3 separate regions of the Mus musculus genome follow, and all the other regions are linked to region 2. The links are chromatin loops, found by intact Hi-C in ENCODE. Cell type or tissue: heart. All regions are shown on one strand.

What was found. Hi-C counts contacts between places; a loop is a spot of excess contacts. Peaks named below come from ENCODE experiments on the same cell type or tissue, not always from the same donor. Only the 100,000 strongest peaks of a DNase experiment are listed, where the experiment ranks them.
Region 1: a loop joins it to region 2, with 8 times the contacts of the local background. A loop is called at or near these places in 18 of 42 quality-filtered maps.
Region 3: it touches region 2 in a loop (4-fold over the local background); 6 of 42 quality-filtered maps call a loop at or near these places.

What each region holds. Positions count from the first base shown.
Region 1 is chr8:11,754,726-11,762,725 of GRCm38, reverse strand. Arhgef7 (Rho guanine nucleotide exchange factor (GEF7)) reads right to left here. Exons shown (of 22, transcript NM_001372321.1): 2 at 4,209-4,295. Among named protein-coding and RNA genes, the nearest start is that of Arhgef7, 31 kb to the right of the region's middle. In heart, CTCF peaks have their summits at 3,564 and 6,681 (motif pointing left); DNase peaks (open chromatin) are centred at 3,765 and 4,395; H3K4me3 peaks cover 2,070 bases; H3K27ac peaks cover 1,724 bases.
Region 2 is chr8:11,920,281-11,928,280 of GRCm38, reverse strand. No RefSeq gene overlaps it. Among named protein-coding and RNA genes, the nearest start is that of Tex29, 84 kb to the right of the region's middle. In heart, CTCF peaks have their summits at 3,905 (motif pointing right) and 4,969 (motif pointing left); a DNase peak (open chromatin) is centred at 3,890; H3K27me3 peaks cover 744 bases.
Region 3 is chr8:11,819,006-11,827,005 of GRCm38, reverse strand. It overlaps Arhgef7 (Rho guanine nucleotide exchange factor (GEF7)), which reads right to left. Exons shown (of 22, transcript NM_001372321.1): 17 at 7,275-7,368; 18 at 4,957-5,046; 19 at 2,325-2,501. Among named protein-coding and RNA genes, the nearest start is that of Tex29, 18 kb to the left of the region's middle. In heart, a CTCF peak has its summit at 3,745 (motif pointing left); DNase peaks (open chromatin) are centred at 4,265, 4,995 and 6,205; H3K27ac peaks cover 3,830 bases.

The DNA of each region.
Region 1 (8,000 bases), 170 kb after region 2:
TAAGAAACTAGGTTGTGAAGCAAATGTTATGCGGACAGTTAGTATCTTAATCTCTAATGAACTGAAAGACCAAATGTACAAGCCAAAAATGTCCAAGAACGAGGAAGGGCAAAATACATTTCTGTTCTGAATCACCGAGACCTTTGGACAGTTAATACTTTAATTAGTGTTTTTAACTAAAGCAGAAATGGTGTTGATATTATTGTCTGGTGTGTGAGACGACAAGAGGGAAGATTGCAGCCCTGGGTCATAATCTCTTCCCGGTCCCACACGTGTATCAAAGCCAGAATTGGCTGGAATAAAGAGAGTGTGGTTTGCGTCATTTGACAGACTCCCAGAAACCATCTTAGCAACCGTGAGAAATCACATCCGAGTCTTATTTTCCTTCCCAGAGCAGAGATACTGTACTGGAAGCAACACTAGTGCTTCAGCAGGAGAGCCGTGGTGCCATGCTGCTCTGTCAGTCCCTCTTGCTTATAACCTAGTTCTCTCTTGCCTTGGAAGGCCAGTACCATCTGGGCAGAGGACTCTGCCAGGAACGGTCAAGCCAACATGGCTCCCACTTCATAATTTCAACTTAGACTTTAGAAAATGACCTGAAATACAGCCATTTATAATAGTGCTAAATTCCAACTTTTCAAAATTCATGATAGAAAGTGTACATTATAACATTTGCAAATATGTAATATACAACTAAACACTCTTAGAACAATGGATGTTTCTCTGATGAACAACTAAATCAAAGTTCACTGCTGCATTTCCTATCTTTGCTGCTAACATCCCTGATACTGTCTGTCATGACATGGGCCAACCTTCGTAAGACGCCACTGAAACTGGATTCATGTGGCCTTAATTTAAGGGGTTTTGTTTTACTACTATTGCATGTTTATAGTGCCTTGCCTGCATGTAAGTCTATGAACCAGGTGTGCATGCCTGCAAAGGCCAGAATCGACACTGGATCTGGAACTGGAGTTAGAGACGCTTGTGAGTCACCATGTAGGTGCCAGCACTTGAACCAGGCTCCTCCGGAGAGCAGGGAGTACTTTTAACTACTGAGCCATCTCTCTAACACCAATTTTAGATACTGAATAAAGCTAGTACAAGCGTCATGGGAGTGACAAGAAAAACCAGTTTTTTTCTAGGAAGGCAGCCTCTGCTCTGGATAGCTGCAGTTCACTAGTCAATCATTCAAGTGCTTAATTATCATTACTGGGTAAGAAAATCTTGACAGTTAATATACTGTGACTATCAACAAATATATCTAATATAATTTGAGGACAGAACAACAGCAAGTAAGAAAAAAATTCTCCATCTCTGCAGCTATTCCACCTGAGGAGCTGCAGACAGACAAAGGACTCCGTGACTTGTCTCTCGGTCACTGAGGTACTTCTGGTTGCAAACGTCAAGCGCATCACCACTGCCAACAGCACCACCACCGTCACAGTTCTGGTTGGTTTTTAGATACAAATGGAAAGACACTGATGTTCTTGTGTCCAGTTTCTGCACAAATCAGAAAAGAGAAGTGCATGTGTGTGTGTATGTATGTGTGAGCATGTTGACGTATGCAAGTTCACATACACACATGTACACACGAGGGCACTCATGCATGTGAAGCCTGCCAGATTGGCTCTACTCTCTAGGTGGCAAGGCCCAGGGAACCCTGCAATCTCTGAGCCACATCAGTAAGATCCTGTGCACCTCGCTTGGCTTTTTCTCTGGACCTCACACTTACGCAGCAAGCACTTTACTGAATAAACCATCTCCCTGGCGCCTACTCCAAATATTTTAAGGACAGCAGTTGGTGGAAAAATAAGCTGTAAAAAGAAAATAAAGAGGCCAGCAAGATGGCTCAGCAGGTAAAGGCCACTGCCATTAGGGCTAAAAAACTTCATCCCTGGAACTCACCAGGTCAAGGAGACACCATCAGTTTCTCTGACCTCTGAGCTAGTGCTGTGGCACACTGGCGCACACACATGAACGGGCAATAGAAGCTTAAAAATGACTGATACGGCCGGGTGTGGTGGCACGTGCCTTTAATCCCAGCACTTGGGAGGCAGAAGCAGGTGAATTTCTGAGTTCGAGGCCAGCCTGGTCTACAGAGTGAGTTCCAGGACAGCCAGACCTACACAGAGAAACCCTGTCTCCAAAAACCAAAAAAAAAAAAAAAAAAAGACCAATACTGTGATGGTACATTTTTTTCTTTAAAGAAATCATTAGGAGCTAAAGTAGAGTAAGCTACTAGACAGTCTTTCTTACTAACACAATTCAGTCTGAAACAATGCCCTGGGAAAAGCCCCTTGGTATTAAATACTAAAAACAAAAGCTACGTTGGAATTTAGGTTGTTTTGTTTCCCATTTAATATTAAAATGTTCTCAGTCTCCCATCTTTTGAGAATTGGTTGGATATTAAATGTGTCAGTCCTAGTATTGCTCAAAGGTCCAAGGCTCTGCCCTCGGGGCTTCTGGCTGCAGAAGATTAGGTCTTTCCCTGAATAGGCCTCTCCCCTCACACAGTTACAGACTAAGATGAGTTAAAGCCATTCCTTTCTATAGGAAATTCCTAAAACGTGATGGCTAAACAAACTGGAGATTTAAGTATGGTATACCTTGAGAAAAATATTATATTTTCCTCTACCATATTTTTAAGTAACTGGAAGAGATATTTACTCTTTAAAATCAACACACACAAAAAAAGACACAAATGGTCTTTTTTTTCCCTCCAAGAGGAAACCTATTTGCTATCACAAGTGCAACTTCAGACTCATCCTCTCAGTAACCAATCCTTAGCCAGGATTTGCTTGTGTTCAGGGCTGCTCTAAGTGCCTGGGACAGGCCCATGTTGGGCTCTGACAGCATCTCTGGACAAACTCAGAGCCATAAACATCACTGCTATATGAAACAGCAACAGCCTCTGCAACTTTTACAAAGCTGGAAAGAAGGGGCGACTTTCACGTTTCTTTAAAGCAATTTCTTATTATAACAGTTTACACTGGTTATGTTAATGTGTAGGGTGAGTCTGAAAAAATACTGTAACATAAACAAAACCCAGGCATATGAGGATAGAACCCTACGACAAAGGTCAGACAAAGTAAATCTCCAGTCTCTAAAACGGCAAGGCTGGTGCCACCAAGAGAAGCCAAATACCTGATTTTTAAAGAGCTGTGAGGCTTTCTGAAATCGCCCAACCACAATCCAATTATCTGCAGCAATTTCCTCAAAGACATCAAATAAATTAACAAAAAGGACGGTAACACTTGAATCACTATAAACCACTGTCTGTCCAATTTCAATTAAATACACTTTCCAAACGTGACTGGATGACTTCTACACTTCATCTCAAGAAACACGCAGTCAAAGACTGTCCTACCAGGTAAGGAAAACCGCACTGGGTCACCACAGGACTGGAGTGTGTGTGATTTTACCAACCCTTCACGGGGTGAAATTGCAAACCTCAGAAGCGACAGCAAAGCTTATCTACCTGAAAGTCCCCAAAAAGCAAAGCCACTTTTCTACATCTACAACAATGCCCCACGAATAACAAAAGCAAGGAAACAGCGACATCCCTGGGGAACTGACACAGAAGGACCACAAAGGGTGTTCATCAAGCACCATGGAAAAGACAATCCCGCGGAGGTGTCCCCAGAAGCAGGTTTTACAAACCCCAGACTCAGGCTCGGGAGTTTTCTAACGTAAGCAATTATGGATGGAGGATCCAGCCACGCCGCCGAATTTCGGGCCTGCAGAAGCAGCATATGAGGATGTGAGACCAAGAGGGGTTTGGCCCTCTACACTGCAGCTAGGACCTTGCCTGACCACCTGCTGAGGGCTGGGTCAGACCTGGATGTGATGCTAGGGATTCCCAAAGGGCGGTTTTCAGGATTGGACAGATGTCCCCCGAGCAACAGGGACTACCAACGTGCCACCTGCACAGGAGCTTGAGAACCAGTGGTTCGCGTGGAACCAGAACAAGGCGTGGGGTCCACGCGCCAGCCGAGGGGACGTCGAGAGGCTTCTTCCCGGTACAGGTAGCCCCGCTCCACGGAGCCGGCGGTGAGGAGCGGTCGCTCGGGACAGCGTCAGCTCACGCGACCCCGATCCGACCCCCGACCACCCTCCATCCCGGCCCTACCTCCCCGGAGCCCGACCCGACCTCCCCCGCCCCCGCCCGCCCGGCCTGCCCAGCCCGGCCCGGCCCCGCGCTCACCCACCTCTAGGCGCAGGGACGCCCCGCAGGCGCGCAGGAACTCGCGGATGTTGCTCAGGCACTCGCTCTCGTTCCGCGGCTCCGGGTAGACCTGCAACACACAGCGGCGCTGAGCGGGCTGGACGCTTCATCCGCTCCCCTTCCTAGGGGCTGCACCAATCTCCGCCCCTGCCCGCACCCGGAAGCGCGCCCGGGACCGGAAGTGACGGCGTCAAACCGCGCCCCCGCTGCCCCTTCCCGCGGCTGCTGCGTCTTGGGCTGCGGCAGTCTACTCCCCAGCCCCGCTTCACCCCGGTCTGCGCTCTCCTCCTTCCCCTCCCGGCTCCCCTCACCACGCGCTCCGTCTCCTTCGGGCCCTGCTCCGGTATCGTGCGCACCCGCCTCCTCCATAGCCGGCGTCCCTCCAAAGGCACTCCACTTCCTGGCCTTGCTCAGGCCCTGCCTCCTACAGACCTCCGCTCCAGCCCCACGCCCACCCCTCCAGGCCCTGCTCGGGGCTCCCATCCCCGCCTCCTGACCGGCATTCTGCTGGCAGCACCTCACGAATGCACAGAACTCTGCCTCTGCAGCACGAACAGCCCCAAAGAGATTCGAGAGAACTTCCCTTCTTTCTCACCTAGGTTCCTGCAAAGTGCACTTACAATAGCTTAATGAACAGCATAAATTCTGCGGGTCGTCATGAAAAATGCCCTGATTCCTATTCCCAAACACAGCCCATGTGCTTTGTGATTGATTAACCAGAGTCGCCGGCCACTGTGGCTAAGGCTTCAGAGAAGGCTCCTGTTGCTAGCCTTCACCATGAGCAGCGAGGGAAGGTCTGACCTACCACCCAATGCAGTCCGTGAGGCATCCTGCTACACTTGCCACATGTTACGATATGCACCCGACCGTACCAGACACTAAGAGAAACAGGAGCAGAATCTGAGGCTGGGACAATGTAAGGAAGACCCTGATACATCAGGAAAGATTTTTATTTCATTCTTAAGCTTCTTTGGGGCATGAGTTATAGTGCTGTTGACTGTGAGTGAACAGTACAATATATCCACAAGAAAAAAGATTTATCTAGACCAGGCTGCTCCGGAAAATTGCTAGGGCAACACTGAATGCCCCATAAAGCTGTGGAGAAGATGGAAAAGCAGCAAAATGTAGATTTATGAGATGACCAGTTTAAAAAAAAAAAGGATTAGACAGCATTTCGAGTCTGAAACATGCAGTTTCCTCAGCTGGTCATTAAAAGACTGATACATCATGAACGTATCAACTTACAGTTCAGAGTGGCTGTACGGATAAAGAGTTTAGGAAAGACTTTGTTCTCTATAGCTAGGGCTGTGCTAAAGAACAGGTTTCCAGTGCTGCTGAGACAGCGTGTTTTCCATGAATGTCGGAAAACAAAACTGCCTTATGAAAACAGCTTCTCAGACTCCTGAGCAAAGGCTTCCGAGACCGTGCAACCTTGCTATTGTGTGCCAATACCAAGGGCAAATTTTAAATATAAGCTGCCCCTAATGGGATTAAAAAAAAAAAACAAACCCCAGGTCCACTTAGGACCAAAAACTTCAACTGCATGCCAGTCACAGGAGATGACAATACATGTATGGATGGCATCCAGAATGCTCTGGGATTGATCCACAACTGCTTCATCCCAGTCCATAAACACTTCCAGGACAAAACCTTACTTTCTGGGTGTTATTAATTTAATGTACCTGTTCCACTCTCATTCAACCCCCTTAGGGCACAGTACAAGCTTTTAAGGCACACTGCCTAGACAAACTGTTTAGTAAAGCTTTTAACACTCAAAGGCCAGCAAGGAAACTACCATGTGAGACTATTGGAAACCCATCCCATGTGCAATGTCAGCTATGTTGGCACAACCTCAGGCGGCAGCAAGCTGGCTATCAGCAGTAACTATCAGAAAGGGTTTGGCCAAGTTGCCTTAACGACTCTGAAAGTATGACAGAAAATATAAGTAATAACATCAAAACCATAATGACTACTGCACAGCAAATGAGTGGAGAGTGGAAACAAGAAGGAAAACTAGAGGAAATTTGGCCTGGAAGGGCAGTAGAAACCACTGACCAAGTCCTAGAAATGATCGAACATGGCACTGGAATAAATACTGTCAGCAAGACAACACAAAGTATCCCCACAGCAGCTAAAATAACAATCCAAGTCTGCCTTGGGGGGAAAAAATCCTAAGACAGGAAGACTGGGAGCTCATACTTGAATGCAGCCTTGCTTCCACTGCGTTTGTCCCTTGAGTCAAAGACTGGAGGTGACAAGCCAAACAGACGAGACTAAGCAATGCTTCAAGCTTTAAGCCACTTTAAGTCTATTTAAAAAAAAAAAAAAAAAAAAAAAAAAAAAGCCAGTCTTCTAAGGGACAGCCATCTTTACCCACATCTTCCCCTTCTACCGAACTAATTCCAGTCTCCCCAAGGTCAGAGTTCAAAGTACATTCAACTTGCAGCTAGCGCCCCCTACGGGGCAATTTTAACATTTTCATGAAGCCAACCATGTGACCTTTGCAGAGTACTTTTCTTAAGACTTTTTTTTGCATTCCTACTATATACAGCGCCCAGTATGTGTGTGTGGGCTGCAATTACTGTCTGATTATGAACATTCTGTATATGTGCATATGTGATAAACCACTACAGCCATGGTAGATTACACAGTACTGTACTTGAGATGATGGCTTATTGTAAGTAAATACATAACATTTATAGCATACATTCTCCAAAAATGCCCATAAAATAAGGTCATGTATTCACTCGTTGGCAGAATTTTGTGACCAGCCATGTGCACACATGCTCACATCTACAAGTACATGCAAAATAAAAATATGACCAGGGTCTTTTGGTTTCCTAGCCCTGTATTTCCCCCAAGGACAATGTTGCAGTTCAGCATTCGAGATAACTTCAGAGAAGGTAAACACTACAAATAATTAGACTCATCTCTTCATCTCTACATTTGATTATGAAACCACAGGCTAATTGTTATTTTCTTTTCTTGTATGATGAGTATATAAAATAATGGAAGCAGCATACATTGATTTTGATAATTGTTAACTATAAAAAGCAAAACACCTTGAGGATTTACATATTAGTGAGAAATGTGGTTTTTAAATTACACATACCTGTGTGGGGCATGCGTGCCATGGTGTGTGTGGAGTCCAAAGGAAAAGTGTAGCAGTCAGTTCTCTTCTCTCACCCATGTGGGTCCCAGGAATCAAACTCAGGTCTCAGACTTGGTGGCAGACCCAGATTGGTTTTCATCTGTGGATTTTACCACTTTGCTAGAATGAAGTGTTGTCCACCACCAACTCTTCCTGACTGTTCTCTCCATGTGTGTGCTGAGTGGCCATCCATAAAGACGAGCATGTGGGAATGGGAGCTTTGTAATGGGACTTATTCTTTGACACCTAATGAGTGACAAAAGCCAAACTCCAGATGTGGCCTATTACCCATTCAGAGATTTTAAATGTTAATAGCTTCACTAGAGCCTCCTATAATGTCTATGAAAGCAAGGAATTAGAAAACCCAGAGTCACAGAGTCCCTGCTATTGGGGTCACTGAACCCAAAGTCACAGAGTCCCTGCCACTGGGGTCACTGAACCCAGAGTCACAGAGTCTCTGCCATTAGGGTCACTGAAGTCTTAACACCCTGGGTGTTTCATTTCATTTTTGTTTTCTTTTTTATAAAGCATGTTTGTGATTGTCCTTTAAGTGACAAGAAAAGAATTTCATCTTTTTGCAGTACATCTGAGGAAGACAAGAAATGGGTGACAGTCTGCCTTTTT
Region 2 (8,000 bases):
TTAAAAAGTAACAGCCAGACAGAAAATGACACGCCCCTGTCCTTGCCACCCACTCGCCACGACATGCATCAGCTTGGGCACATGGGTCCACCAAGGAACAGCCAGACCTCCAGTGCCACATGGAGAAGAAGCCACTCAGCCACTTCCTCCTCTCAAAGGAGAGAACATCACCTCAGACCCCAGGAGACCAGGACTGAGAGAGCATCCATTACCTCAAACCCCAGGAGACCAGGACCTCTATGTGTGCCCAAGTTACCTTGTCACTGTCTCCTGTGTCTGAGCCCCACTCAGTGCGCTGTGGGGAACATAAGCCTGGCATTCTTCTCCATGCAGGTGGATGGCAAGCCACCGTCCACAGAAGGGAGGCATAAGACAAAGGGCTCATATTCAGATCAGGCGCTTCTGTAGAAAGGCACGTTTGCCTGCTAACCACTGAACAAGCGCAGTAAGAACCCCAACCTTGGCGCCACTAGGACAGCACCTCTGCCAGCACATGTAGATGTGTGGGGTTCCCCACCCTAGGAGCAGTGCCTGGGGGATGGCTTTCACTATCCTCCCTCAGGCCTCATTTGTACCCAGTCTGAGGGAATGAAACCTTTGTCCCTCGCTGAGGACACCTTGAAGCTTTGGTTGAGCCTCTTGAGTCGCACGTAAGACCTTTCCTCCAGTTTCCTTTTGCTCCTCCTCCTCCTCACATCTTCATAACTGCACTTCACTGTCATGCTTGGAAAGGCTCATCTCCATTACTCCCCTCAGCCCTTCAAGCTGAGCGCTTCAATGGTTCCTTTCCACCAGTAATGAGCCCAACATTTGCAAACTCACTGAAAATATTATCATCTATACTAGACTTTCCAAGGGTCAAATCCCACCATTCTAACATGACAGCAAAAAGAGATTGTCTGGAGCAGTGTGTATGTGTGTGTGTGTGTGTGTGTGTGAGAGAGAGAGAGAGAGAGAGAGAGAGAGAGAGAGAGAGAGAGAGAGAGACAGAGACAGAGACAGACAGACAGACAGACAGATAGACAGACACAGACATAAAAAAGAGAAAATATGAATAAGAATGTGTGTGTGTGTGTGTGTGAGAGAGAGAGAGAGAGAGAGAGAGAGAGAGAGAGAGAGAGAGAGAATTGGTAGAATGCTTGTTTAACACACACACAAAATCAAGGATTCAGTTCCCAGAATCATATAAAACCAGAAATGGTGGTACATGCCAATATACCAGCACTTAGAAGATGAAAGCAGAAATATAAACAATTCAAGGTCATAGTGGGTTTGAGGCTAGCCTGGGCTACACACACACCATAATAGATAAAAGTATCCAGAAGCACTGGGACACTTTGAAATTGGGCAAGCAGCAGCACTGGGGACAGCTAGGAGAGAAGAACTTGGCCCGGTCTGCAGGTAGGTGACAGACACAAGGCTTGAAGTAGACAAAGGGAAAGTAGTTCAGACAGCTCCAAGGAGGAAGCAGGAGAGGGTACGCTGTGGGCAGCAGTGAACAGGCACAAACTATACAACTGGGAGCCCACTGTGTCCTCCTACACAACCTGCACACAGGGCTCTTGGAAGGGTCCCACCCCCACCCCCCCCAGAGCAACAGAGGAGATACACAGCCATTCAAGCAGGGTCCCCATCAGCAGACTGCAGTGATCTGGCAGGTGAGCCGGGCACAGTGCTACAGGAGCCCGGCAAACAGAACTGTTCAATGCAGAGAAGAAGACAAGAAAAGCCGCAGGAGGGGAAGGCCAAGAAGCAGATGAAGAGGACCGCACTGATGTGGCTGCTGAAAACTGAACCCCAGACATTTGGAAGAACAGCCAATGCTCTTAATTGCTAAGCCATCTCTCCATCCCCAACTTGCACGTTTTAAAGAAACAAATCTGGACGAGACACGGGCATATTGCAGGCAGGTCTCTAAAGATAAAGGAGGACAGAATGCTGGTCACATCCCTGTGGGGAGAACTGAGGCAGAAGGGAGAAGCACAAAGGTGGCTCACAAGAGCTAACCACTACAAAGCCCATCAGAGAAGCCTACCTCTGCTGACAGCTCTGATCTTACATTTAAACGAACTGTTTCCAACCACAAAACCAAGGAGAAATGAGTTTCTGAAATGAGCCCCGGCTGTTCACACATCTACATCTTGGAGCTATTCGATCAAGCTAGTTTGGGTCCATTTTTGACTCAAAACACATGAGCTGTTGGCACTCTATAAGGAAAAACAGTTTATTTTGACTCACAGTTAGAGACTGAGCAGTCAGTCCAAGCTTAGGTGAGGCTTCCATGCTACATCAAGACAAAGATGGCTTCCAATGGATAGCTGGCATGCTAAAAGCAGCAAGCAGTGGGCCAGAAGAGACCAACTTGTGACCTGACCTTTCTCCACAACAACTTCACTGTTCCAGCCACCCCAGGCCTGCAAGGACTACTGCCTTCCCGTGGATGGACATTAGCCCTGCCCACAACCTAGCCCTCTCCCTGTACGGCCCACTTCTCAACTCTCTCACCTGCTCTGCATTTTACGCAAGAGTCTAACTTCTAGCCTTGAACCTCTAGTGGACACAGCACACCCAAATGACATCAAAGACTCTTGCCAAATTCAGGTGTAGAAACACAATGCCAGGATAAGACATGGGAGTGATAGTTTGGAATTGTAATGTTTTTATAGCACCTGGAATATAATGACTGACTTGCTTCCTTCAGCAAGGGCTCTGTCACCCCAGAACTACCTCCTGTAAGGGTGCTGGCACCCAGACCTGTCCTTCAGAGCTGTGGCTTCCTTTGTTTCAGTGACCTTTGTCACAGAATTATAATTTTAGCCACAATTGAATTAAGGTTTCTAGGACATTGACTACAATATTAGCTCACGCCAGTCAAACGAGAGAAGACCCTAAGGCAGTGGCTCTCACCCTTCCTAATGCTGCAACCCTGAATGCTTCAGAAGAATTGGGGAAGACGGTAGAGATGTCTGTAGTACAGAAAATGCTGAGGATTCTGAACAAGACATGGCTCTCCTCACTCTTTTCCTGGGGCAGCAAAAGCTCAGAACATCACTGGACCACGCAGAGGTTCCCATGAGTCTGATAAGCCAAGAGCAAGACAGCATCAGATGTTGGCATTCATTAACTTTAAGCTCGCTGCCAAAACTCAGTAACTCAGGACAGAACCAAGCACATGTGCTTCTCTGTGAGGCACTACAGCCTTCTCAGGCTTGGCGCATTATAAAGCACAGGTGCATAGCAACATGAGGTAAACAAAGGACATTTTAAAGCCATGAAATTCCCACTTAAAAAAAAAAAACTGTGGCAATTTCCCAGTGGTTAAGCACACTTGATTTTGAAGAGGTTCCAAGCACCCACATGAAGGCTCTCAACCATCTGTGACTACAGTTGCAGGGGACATGATGCCCTCTTCTGGCCTCCATTGGGCTGCATACCCATGGTACACACACATGCAGGCAAAAAAATTTAAATGCATATTTTTTTTAAAAAATTCAACCCCACAAAAAATATGGGAAATGTGTGTTAGCTCCTTTTATGTCACTATGTCCAAGACACTGGATAGAAACTGCTTGAATAAGAAGCTGTATTTTGGCTCACGGTCTCAGGGAGATTGCAGTCAGTCACAGAGGTGGGAGCATCGGGGTGTGTGGGGGGGGGAAATCTCACAAAACGATGGACAGAGGCAGAGAGCAGACGGCCAGCATCCACAACTTTCAAAGGTCCGCCTTCCATCTGCTAGGTTTCTCCTAAGATTCACAGCAGCACCACAAGCGGGGAACAGGGGATTCAAAACACGAGCGTGTCAGCGTGCCAGAGTTATTCAGGCTCAAGCAAGGTCTTGATAGCAAGATGGTGCCAAACAGATCACAGTGTTAACCATGTAGAGACTGAATCAAGACAGCAGGGGGCGCTCTAGTTCGATCTCAGCTGGATCACAGGAAAAGGAAGCTCCTCCCACACTCTGAAAATCTACTCATGTAGGAGTTACAAACACTGAGAACCACGGGCTGGGGGTCCTTATGCAGAAGTATTCAGAGCACGTGTTCCCATCAGGTTTTTAAGAGGACGAGAACATGGCACGAACCTCCCTGCCAAGACACCAAGAGGCTGAGTGAAGAAACACAGCAGATGACCTGGGCCCCTTCCGTCTCCCTGCTCAAAGATCACGTGAGTCTCCATATTACCTACATGGCCTCTGAAGCCCCGTTCCTGGACCACGGAAGAGATACTCACTGCAAAAACAAAAACAAAAACAAAAACAAAAAACTACACCTCCCCTGCTGCCTGACTGCAAGCCCTGGGACCTGACTCTCTAGGGGTCCAGCTAGAGCACCCTAGGAAGAGGGAGACATCTAGACTCCGCTGCCAGATCACCTTCCTCGACATTTCAGACACACAGAGTTGAGGCTCTTGGGTGAGCCCATGTGTGGGGTGGCATGAGCCTGGAAGCTCTCTCTACTCCTGTTTGTCAGCGTGCAATGGTAGGGAATGGGGCCATTGGCACCAGCACAGTTCATTGATGCCACCTACGCCCATCAATGGTATGGCATGTACAGTTTCTCCTTCCCTAAAACTGGCCAGATGCTAAAATCTCTACTAGCTTTTCTGGCTCATTCCTTTGCTCTTACTACAATTGTCCCTGTGATGTGCACACACACACACACACACACACACACACACACACACACACACACACACGCCATCTTCTGGTGCCTTCAGCAGAGCATGGGCTTCCAGGAGGAACGTGTCCAAATGATGCTGTTCCCCGCAATAAAGAAGGTGATAGAGCTGCTCGGGGCGATGCTTCTGCACGCGTTGTTTGCTGTGAACTTACCACCTTCCATTTGCTTCCTCTCTATCTATCACTTTAGCTGTCAAACAAGCTAGGGCAAAGATTCTCTGGGGAGATAGAGCTGGGAGTGCCAAGGGGAGAAGCTGCGCCCTCTGAGGGTGCTGCCATCTTCTGGCTGGCACCTGCTCTTCCCACCTGCTCTGTCGCTGTGTTTACTGAAAGCTGCTGTGAGCAGCTGTAGGAAGCCCTGAGCTCCCTGAAGGAGTGTTTGACTTAGCACATGCATGCTCACTTTCCATGACTGAGACTCTCAGGAAGAGGGAAGTGGGAGCTAGAGGCAGGGTTGGAACATACAAAGGAGCCAGCCTTGTTCTGTCAGCTGTGGCCAGTGGTGCATAGCACCCGAGCTGGCTACCTTAGGTTTACCAGATGTGCTGTTGTCTAGGGCTGTCAGCATGAATCCATCATCCCCGGAGACCTTCCAGATAACTGTCTCCCACCAAGTGCCTTGGGGACCCCTGCTCTACATCCTTTCTGGGATAAGTAGGTCCCTGCTGGGTCCACATGCACCAGTGGGGGACAGGCTGAGAGAGGCCCCACATGTGTAGCCTTGATGATCCACAGACAGACAGAACTCCTGTGAAGAAGGGGTTAGCCAGGGAGGTAGAACAGTCCTTCACGCCTCAGTCTTGGAAATGCCAGCTGTGATTTTCTATAATGGTCTCTGTCTGGTGCGAAGAGTAACATTCTTAGTGAGAAGTGAAGACTACCTTTACCTGTGTGTGGGAGGACAAATGTTTAGATGCAGTTATGGACCACGAATGGCTTTGTCCTTTTACCCTGGAGGGCCCATGAAGTGACAGAACATATCCAACCAAGGCCAGACAGACCACTGTTACCACACACAGCCTATTATGTCCACAGGAACTGGCTACAAGCCCCAGAAGGTCAGACAGGTGGCCTGCTATGGTAGCATTCAATCCTGCTCCAAATGATAAGATCTGCCATCTGAGGAGCCTGTGACCTTCCAGTGCAGCATAAGTAAAGTTACTCACAGGGCGAGGATAAAGGCAAGCTTTCACACAATATGTGTACCCTCAATAAGCACACCACACACCAGTGACAGGATGGTGCTGCAGACCAAGCATGGTGACACTCCCTCAATCCTAGAACTCAGGAGGCAGGGGAATGAGAATTTGAGGCCAGCCTGGGTTTGATGCTATCTCAAAAAATAAAGGTAAAGGGGAAACAGGTGGAGAAAGACACTCAGCCTCTCCAGACCAAGGGAGAGCATGAATGTCACTCCCAACCAGGGACAGTGTGGGCGCACAGGCAGAGGCAGTTTGCCCCTCTCCTCTCAGTAGCACTTGTCATTGTCTGTGTGTCCCTATAACTTCAGGCAAAGAGAAGCCGACAGTTTAAAAAGTCCTAGCCAAGGCTAATCCAAACCGAATATCTGCTTGTGGACTGGAATGAGTTTGGGGCTTTTCTTATTTTTCTCATGCAAAAGCAAAGACACGTTTAAACGATTCTTCTTGAAATGTGAAAAAATAATCATGTTGAGAGAGAAAAAGACCAGCGACAGAGAGAATCCTCAGTGATATTCTCCCTCTCGTGCTGGGATAGAGCCTAGGACCTCCCAGACGCTCGCCAGCACTGCACCTCTTAGCCACGCCCCCAGCTAGCCAGCACTGCACCTCTTAGCCACGCCCCCAGCTAGCCAGCACTGCACCTCTTAGCCACGCCCCCAGCTAGCCAGCACTGCACCTCTTAGCCACGCCCCCAGCCCTTGGGTGATTTTTATTATTAAATTTTTCTACTTGTCTAATTTTAAAATGTACTACAATGAGCTCATAAAGAAAAACATATTGTTGGAATTAACAGAGTGATTTTTATCTGGGAATCAAAAGGATGTTAATGGGAAATGACCAGCATCTAGAAACCATACAAAGCCATGCCTGACAGAAGTGAGATGCTGCCTCCCTCTGGCAGAGACAGAAGGCCCCCCGCCACATCTTTGCAAAGACACAACACAATCCTCCGAGCCCTCAGCACTTGCAGCTCATCTGGATCAGATGGACTTGGCAGTCTCGGGTAGCTCTTCCCAGCTGGTCCAGCTCATTGTGCAAGAGCCTTCGAACCCTCTCACAGGCTTTCTCTAGCCCACATGGCATCCTAGGGAGCTGGGGTTTGGCTACATACATCTTCTCTTAAAGGCCACCACTGCCCAGCCATCCTCTCTTGCCACTGATTTTATCGATGAGTTAAGAGAGCCTAAAATCTGTTTATTTTTAAACCACTGTATGCCTCTTTCTAAACATCTGTTGTGGAGGGCTATTTGTCCAATGGTCTCACAGCCTGATTCATCACCTGCACCCACATGCCTTTCTTCCCAATGTGACAAGGAGACTGCTACCTAGTAATGTGCACTTGCACATGTGCATGAGTGTGCATACACACATGCACAACACGCACACACAGAAAGACAAATGCACGGCCTTGACATGCTCAGAGCCTTTGATCTAACCAGGGCTGTTCACACTTTGCCTTTCACTGTTCACACGGTGCCTTTTCACCCAAGAAACTTCTGTGCAACCCCAGATATGCAGGTGTATAAAAGAGGCACACAAGTCAAACAGTCCCTGAAAGTATGCCGTAAGAAACCTCAATTAGGACAGTTCCTTGGTATACATGTAATTTAGCCATTTATTGAAGATGAAAGCAAATTTGCATACTGATAGATTAATGTCTTTCTGTTTGCCCAACACAATCCAGCCCAAGGATAAACTGACTTGATGAGAATCGCAGGTTGAGGAACATCACTAGAAAATCGCTGCCTTTATTTCCCATAATTAAACATATGTTTATACAGAAGCAGAAGAGCGCAAACATGCAGCAATACTCACAGCATACGGTCGTCATGAACGTGACCTGAGCTGCTGCAGGCAGCATGGATGTCAGGGTGATGTCATGGCAGAACAAGTGTGTGTGTGTGTGTGTGTGTGTGTGTGTGTGTGTGTGTGTGTGTGTATGTGTGTGTGTATGTGTTGTGTATTCAGAACCCAGGCTGCAGTGAGGTCCCAGGATGCAACACAGGTGTGCAACACAGGTGACCAACACAGGTGAGCAACACAGGTGTGCAACACAGGTGTGCAACACAGGTGACCAACACAGGTGACCAACACAGGTGTGCAACACAGGTGACCAA
Region 3 (8,000 bases), 100 kb after region 2:
TCAAATGGGAGTCTTGTACTAAAATGGCTTTTCCCATTCACAGATAAAGAGCACAATATATAATTTCCCCAAGATCTTATACCACTATATACATATTATTGTGTTTTGGCAATCTTACGCCAAACACCGAGTTAGTGTAGCTTAATAAAGACTTCTGACGAGTATCAGTTAGACAGGAACACTGTTGGGCCACCTACAGAAGGCCCGAGATGGCTTGGACCTACCTTCTCCATCAGTCTGCATCTTCCGTTTAACACTCACTGCATACAGGGCTTTACAGAGCTGCAGAAATGTTAGGTGCTATCAGCATGACTACAGTTCCACAAATGTAGAAACGATGGCCCCTCCAACGCTGTGTCCCCTCTGCTACATGAGGACCATCTCCTGTGCCTGTGGCACTAACAAATTTCTAACCAGGTCACAAAACTAATGTCAGACATTCAAAACAAACGCAAAAAGGTTGAGCTGTTGTTCCACAGTGTGGGCCTCAACAGAAATTGTCACCCAAATGGCTCTTGACTGGGACAAATGAGCAAGGGCAAACTGTCAGAACCAGCTCAGCAGCGCCGACCACAGCGACAGCTCCTTGAGCCAGCAGTGCCACTCCAGTCGGTGTGATGAGAAAACCCGAGTACAGCAGCTGTGCCTCACTGTTGCAGCACACAGCTGAGGACAGGCAGCCCATACTGAGGCAACGACAACCACCATGTGGGGGGACAACAGAGCCGCCTCATCACTAAATACAGACGGTTTGTGTTTGTTTTGTTTTTCAAAATTCCCATTTGCTATTTGGCTGAATCCATACAACCTTATTCCTATTGGAAATTAATACTGGGTGCAAGTTTGAAAGGCTTGCTCCTTGACTTTCATATAAAAATACAAACTCTTCAGGGGCAAAGCTGCTGCACAGCTACTGGGGACAGACAGACAGACTCAGTGTGAGCAGCTGTGCTGCCCTGCAGCTCCAGGTCAACCCCCTTCATGCACAGCGTGTGTGCTCCTCTACTCGCAGCAGCAGGACCAGCTCCCAGGAGAGGGAGCAAAGGGGTCAAAATACTGTATCCACTAGCTTGGCAACAAGGACTAGGGGTCAGAGGTCATGGCCACCAGAGCTCCATGCCCTGAAGGATGGAAAGAACATTATTCCCTATGGACACTGTGGCACCGTTTCTAAAGCAGGTGTCCAAAAACACTTAAAAAACAACCCTAAGGTTACACTGTAACACCACAACACCCAGGCCTGTGCTGCCCCTGGAGGAGCTATCGGGTGGCTGTCCGCTCTGATACATTGTAACACCACCGTACCCAGGTCAGTGTAGTTTCTCGAGCAGCTAGCTGTGGCTGTCTGCTCTAACTGAGGCAGCCTCGCATTCAGTTCTTCTCAGGGCCAGTGCAAACCCCTTACAACAAACGCCAGGAGGGCTCGTCTCCCAGGTCACCCTGCGGGAACATGCTCAGACTTCCAGACTGTGCTGTGCTGAGTACAGGGCTTCGGGAAATAACTTCACTGCCACAAGGTGCTCATGGCTCTCACAGCATCCTGTGGCTGTGGGACAGCCAGGCTGCAGGCAAGCCAAGCACAGTCACACACCAATGGTACCTCCCACTAGTCATCACTGTGGTTCAGGGAAGTATGGTGCAGTGGTGAATGTCTAAGCCGTGTCGGTGAGAGTTCTCACCTCACAGCCGTGCCACACACAGGAAAAGGCACAGAGCAATGGGTGGACACAGATTCCAGACTCTGCTCTCAACACCCAGTGGCACCAGCCCTGGTGTGCATCAGCCCGGTGTTCTGCACTGTCACCAGAGCAGCTGTCAACTGATTCAGTGCTTCGGTCATAGACAATCCTCTCAATCTCTCCACAGCAACTTGGTCAAGTGCATTATATATTAAAAAAAAAAAAAAATTAGATCCCTGTGTGTAAGGCTAGTCTTCTCCGTTGTGGCACTTGGAGCAAACCTATGTGGCTGCATAAAATAGAAAAGTGTCCATACGGCTGTATCCAAAAGGAAGGGAAACAGTTGCTACATGGAGCTTGTAAGAAAAAGCTCCCTGTTGGGAAAAGCCCATCAGGTACTCACTGGACTTGCCACCTCCCTCCAACAGGCAGCAGTTTAAATTCAGTCTTAGATTGGCAATTAAGCCTCCACTAGGTACAATGGGAAATACCAAGACACTCTCCAGAGTTGTTAAAATATCACATAAGAGAGACAAGGAACAGCAAGAAACGTCTAAGAAAAGCAGGCTGCAGTACAAGCATTGTTAAGAAAGGCTCAGTGCGTTAGTTAGTTCTGGTGAGAGATATATGAGCAGCAGCTCTTACGGGATGCAGAACCCATTCTGTAACTATGGGCTGTCCATATACTGTCATACTCAGAGTCTTCCGAGAGGTCTGAGGGCTCCAAACGAGAAAGGCTACTGCGACGACCCAAGGAGTCTAGACTTGATTGGTCGTCATCAGCCAAGACGTGATTATGCATCAGGTCAGTGCCTTGCCATGCTAAGACGGATGAAGTGACAGGTGCGACAGGCAGAGGGGTGAGGAGGGACGGACAGGAGAGCCACAACCAAAACATGGAACAAAAGCAAAAGGTGATGGGAAGAGAAGGGAAAGAGAAAATATTGTTAAAAAAATGGCAACATGTCTGCTTCTCCTTACTTACTGCTGGGCTTTCCTAATGAACTTAAGCACCACCCTCAGAATAAACCCAATTCTTCCTAAGCCCAAAAGTCGCAGTCCTCCTTCAAATGGCTGCATCTAAAGATACCTGTATGTCCCAGCTAAAAAGGCTACACACATTCATTCATGCCCAAAACATGATTCTATATTCTTGGCAATTAACCAATTCTATTGACAATTTATTTAGGACAAAAATCTGTAGAAAGATATTAATTACGTGGCCTTAACGTTATCTCCTACTTTGTTTCACCTCTGCAGTTATTCCTCTGCCAAGACCATACACAAGCAGAAGGTGCCTAAACTTACCGTGCCGGTCTACAACCTGCCCCAGCCTCAAAGTCTACGTGTGAACAAAGGGAAAGAGTGGTCCCTGGCTGCCCAGCCCAAATAAGCCCTGGCAGAGTGTGTTCCTATGTCACTTCCCCTGATGTGGAACCTTTACTATCAGAAAGGTGAGTACAGACTGGCAATGCCACCACGTGGAAAGGGAGTTGACAGGAGCAGGGGCAAGGGAACGGGGCAGAAGGAACCGCATGCGTGGTTAGCAATGTGAGCGTGAGCTGGCCAGCAGCTAGGTGGGCATGCAAGGCTGTATGGGGCTCCTGTGGGGAGAAACCACAGGGAAGCCTCGGCAACCAAAGCGGCTGTGCTCCAAGTCTGAAGGCCATTCCTTCTTTGAGACAGAAAGCAACGTCAACTGTGCTTAGCTTGCAAAGTCCTGCTAGCATCCACACATGTAGTGAACAGAGAGAAGCTTGAGGTAACGATATATTAGCATTCTCAAAACGTTCTGCTAGGCATTTAATGTGGAAATGTGCTCCCTAGGAGCCCGTTCCCAAATGCGCTCACCAACCGTATCACCTGTGCAGCACAAACTGTGCATCTATCCCATTTCTCAGAGAGCTAAGAGGAAGCCACGTATGGCTGTAAGCTGAGGCCCCAGGATGCTGGCTGGGAAACAGAACATCAACTGAGTGCACCAGTCGGCACACTGACCATGCTTTCTGCGTGGAAGGAATGGAGTCCGGAGCAGTGCAACAAAGGCTCTGCACAAACCACAGGCTGCCCTCCTCAGGCAGCCGCAGCTCACCCCAGGCACAGTTCCTCACCCAGAGGGAAGTATGGACTGTCACATGCGGGAGTTCACAGAGCAGCCAAGGTCACCTGGGACTATAAGCTGGGGACTCTCATTTCCCTTTAAGCACTTGAAGTGAGGTGACTAATTAAAACCACACATCTAAAATCTATGAAAGTGCTGGCTATGGTTACAACCTATCAGAATACATCACGTTTAATCATCAAAATTACATTCATGAGTCACTCTTCAGCATCACAATTATATATCCCACAGCTTGCTAGGGTGCCCAGGCTTCCTTCCCCACGTCTCTCCTACTCCTCTCAGCAGCTATAACCGGTTTTCCCTTAGAGATGGTAAGGACAAAAAGAGACCTCACTGAACCTCAGCAAGACCTTGACACCATGAGCAGAAGGCAGTGCAAAGCTGCAAGTGGAAGAGGAGGCCCCTCTCTGCCTGTAAACGCTACCGGGGCTGCGCCTGCCAAACCTGCTGGCTAAGCTGCAGGCTCCTCAATCAAAGCTCAAATGGCTGAAAAGTCCCTCCCACTTCTCCTGTCCGATTGGCAAGGTGTGATCTGAGCCGCCACACTGAAGGTGCTGTTAAAATGTGGAGGTGTCTTTCCAAAAACTGGGGTGGAGAAGGGAACAAGGTAGAAGATCCAACGGCAACCAGTTTCTATGCCAACCAGCCAGCTCCAAAACAAACAGAGGGAGGACCGCAGGCCCCTGCCTGCAGGTCAAAGGCAGAGGCCTCTGAGTCAGGCAGTGCTCCTGGATGCTACCACCATGCAGACTCTCACCTGTGAGGAGTTTAGAGAAACTACCTGGTGTCCACCAAAGAAACTACCATTGTTTATTAACAAATACTAAAAACAAAATAAAATTTAAAGGTGATAGAAAGATGGCTCTAGATTTGAATTTTAGATAATTTTTAAAAGGAGAAAAAAAAAAAAAAACCCCAGTAACACCAAAAAAAGGAGCAAAATTTAAGAAACTTCCACTGCCTTCTGCATGCAGCTGCACAGTCCAAGTTTCCTGAAGGATGCTGGCCCTCACACTGGATGCTCCCTAGAACACAGTACTGTGGGACACTGCTACACTACTTGCTAAGCGCCTGAAACCTCCCTCTCAAGAGCAGCTAGTCCGTGCAGCAATTGCTTGTAATCTGTGCCCACACGGGGTGAACTGCGACACTCACTTGAGTTCAGGGTCTGGCGCGTCTTTGCACTTGTGCAATAAGCTTCGATAACCTTCAGGATCTGAGCGTCTTCTTCCAGCGCCGCTGTGCCTGTTGAAATACATGAGCCATCACCACTCAGCACACAGCCCAGAGCTACACAGCGCAGTTCAGATGCCACCCGTCACTTTCTTGTGAGCTAACATTTAGGCTCTCTAAATAGTTATAAATAGCTACACTTAAGAGAGTATAAGGTTTGAAATTCTCATCACAGCTCTGTAAAGTCCTATGTCCCTCAGTCTCTCCACTCACACACACCAGACAGACAGCACAAGACTGGAATATGTGGCCTACAGGAGACAGGAGTAGCCAAAAGACCTCAAGTCTCATGAGAACAGGAAGTGAGACTCAGAGCTAAGCACCCCAAGTGTCATCGGCTGGGCCTTGACACAGTGTGGGTAGGAGAGCTGCAGAGCCATAACGTGAAACTTCTGGAAAGGCACCAGATCACAGGCCTTAAAGGGGCACTGTCTCTGACCCTAGAATTCTTAGACACTAATGTAACAAATTTACCATGCCAAGAACAGAAGTGCTGCAAAGCTCTGCCTTAAATATAGCCTAGCCACCTGGGTACAGGTTTCATCTCCAGGCAGAGGCCAGAAGGAGCTGTCAGGCAGTGGGACCAATCACAGCCCCTTAGCCCGTGCTCAGAAAAGGGTGGCATGTGGAAGAAAGCTACTTGTTTTTTTATATTTTTCTCTCTGGTTCTAAGTTACTTAGCTGTATTTTTTCTTTTCTTTTTTAAGTTCACTACTCTCCAACCATGGGAGACCAGAAGGCTGATACTCTCACAGCTGTAAATAACTATGCCTCCGTAACTTTTATAGGTTTGTTTATTTCACACAAGGCCACACTGTGTAGCCTTGATATTTCTAGAACTTGCTATGTGGCCAGGCTGGCCTCTTATCTTACGGAGATGTCTGCCTCATTCTCTGGAGTGCTAGGACTAAAGGCATGCACCACCATGTCCAGTTCTCAGCAATATTTTCAGAAAGTAAAATGTATATAAGGCAAACCAAGTATTTACTTCAAGACAGAGGACGGCAGTCCTGAGAGCACCCAGCTCACCACCTGCAACAAGTCATGAGGCCAGCTCCCGCAGCTCCTGGCCTCTTCAGAGGCTGCAGGAGACTACAGGAAAGGTTTCATTCCCTCTGGGCAGCAGCAGATCCTTCCCTCAGGGTGCTGGCTGGCTGCTGTCACCAGCTGCTCTGCTCACGCCTGGGTGAGCACATGCATTCCACACAGGGGCAGAGAGCCACTGAAGCCAGCAGCAAACTGCAGGCTCGCTGTGTCCACAGCTATGCCAGTCGCTCTCCTCACAGCTGCAGATGTGGACTACCCATGGACACAGAGCGTCCTAGCCTTCCAAGCTAACCAGTACATTCCAGAAGCTTGAGAGGTGAGTAAGGCTTGCTGAGCATCTGTCTGGCTCACATGTTGAGTGGGGATCAGCAACACAACCCTTCTCTTCAACCCTTGTCCTTGGTCTGCCATATCCTCTCATCCCTAACCCGCTGGGTCTTCTGGGTAAGGATGCAATACTAGACTGCCTCTCTTGTGAGCTGAGCACACACAGCTTTCGCATCACAACCACAGCTCTACTACCACTCACCCTGCCTCCAGGCTATGTCTCCCTAATGCAGGCCCACCCTGCACCAATCAGACAGCTGAGACCCCCTCAGCAAGTGCCCACCCGTGCCCAGGAGGGGGTGCTGCTGCTGTCAGTGCTAACCCTGAGCAGGTGAGCAGGCTGCTGCACAGCACCCCTTCTCAGCAACAGCACCAGTGATCCAGGCACAAGCGAGATGCTTTTACACAGATGCCTGGCTCCCGGGGAGATCCACCCAAGGACCAGTGCTGCAGACTTGGTCTCACAGCTGGGCACAACACAGCATGAAATGTCTGCCAGGACTGAAGGTCTGACTAACATTCGGGTCCCAGCACCCATCGTGTCAGTCACGTGGAAGATACATGGTAAATGCTTATTCAATCGGGCCACCAGGCACTCCTAAGCCCAGCCTTCACTTCTCCTAACAGACAAGCCCTGTGTGAATGAGAGGAATCTGGGTCTAATTCAAATTATAGATCTGCTGGGTGGAGGAAAGGCACCAGGAAACCACAACCCCTCGGAGAGGTGGGCTGGAGTGAGGCTGGAGGAGCAGCCGATGCAGAGACTGCCCTCTCCACTCAGCCAGCTGCTTGTGGAGGTGCGGGCCCTGCTTCCCCTGCACTCCCGCAGCCCACGACGTGCCATGCTCCCACACATGGGCACTCACTCTTGCGCACAGCGAACTCCTCGTCCGAAGGCTTCCGCTCGGGCTTGCGCTTCGGCAGCAGCTTTTTCATGGTCTTGGGGCTCTTACTGAGATCCTAGGGAAACACCGATAATAAACATACTAACAGACTGTATGACACCAGCCGGCCACCACCAAGCACCTCTCACCCCCATCACCAGTTTGTCCATGTTTCTCTGCCAATGCCAACATAAACACAGGCCAAGAGCCAAGAGGACGTTCCATCTTCCCTCACCTACAGGCCTCAGCTCTGACGAAAACCCCTTTGTTAACAAACCCAGACCCCACAGTGTACATGGCAGTAAGGCGTGTGCCGAGCAAAGGAAGGACAGACCGACTCACATGCTCCACAGAGTCAGGACAGGGCTGTCCATTCTAGGGTAGAGAGGGAAGGGAAACAGCAAAGTACAAAATCCCAAAGTTAAAGCAGAGGGGGCAGGCAGGGAACCCATGGCTAAGCACAGACTCCTAGAGACGGGACTTGCTGGCTACTCTGTGAGGCCCATATCCCAGCTCCCAGCAAAGTAGAAATGGATGGTGGCCAGCCACCATCTCAGCCTCTTTCCTTTAAGGTAAAACTGGAGTATGACACAGAACGCTGGATGCAGTAGGCGCAGGCACCTGCCTCCCTCCCCGCAGCTGCTGTTACAAAGGGGCGAGCGAGGCACTTCTATGGCAGAGCAGACTTCATAGCTATCTCTTCCATGG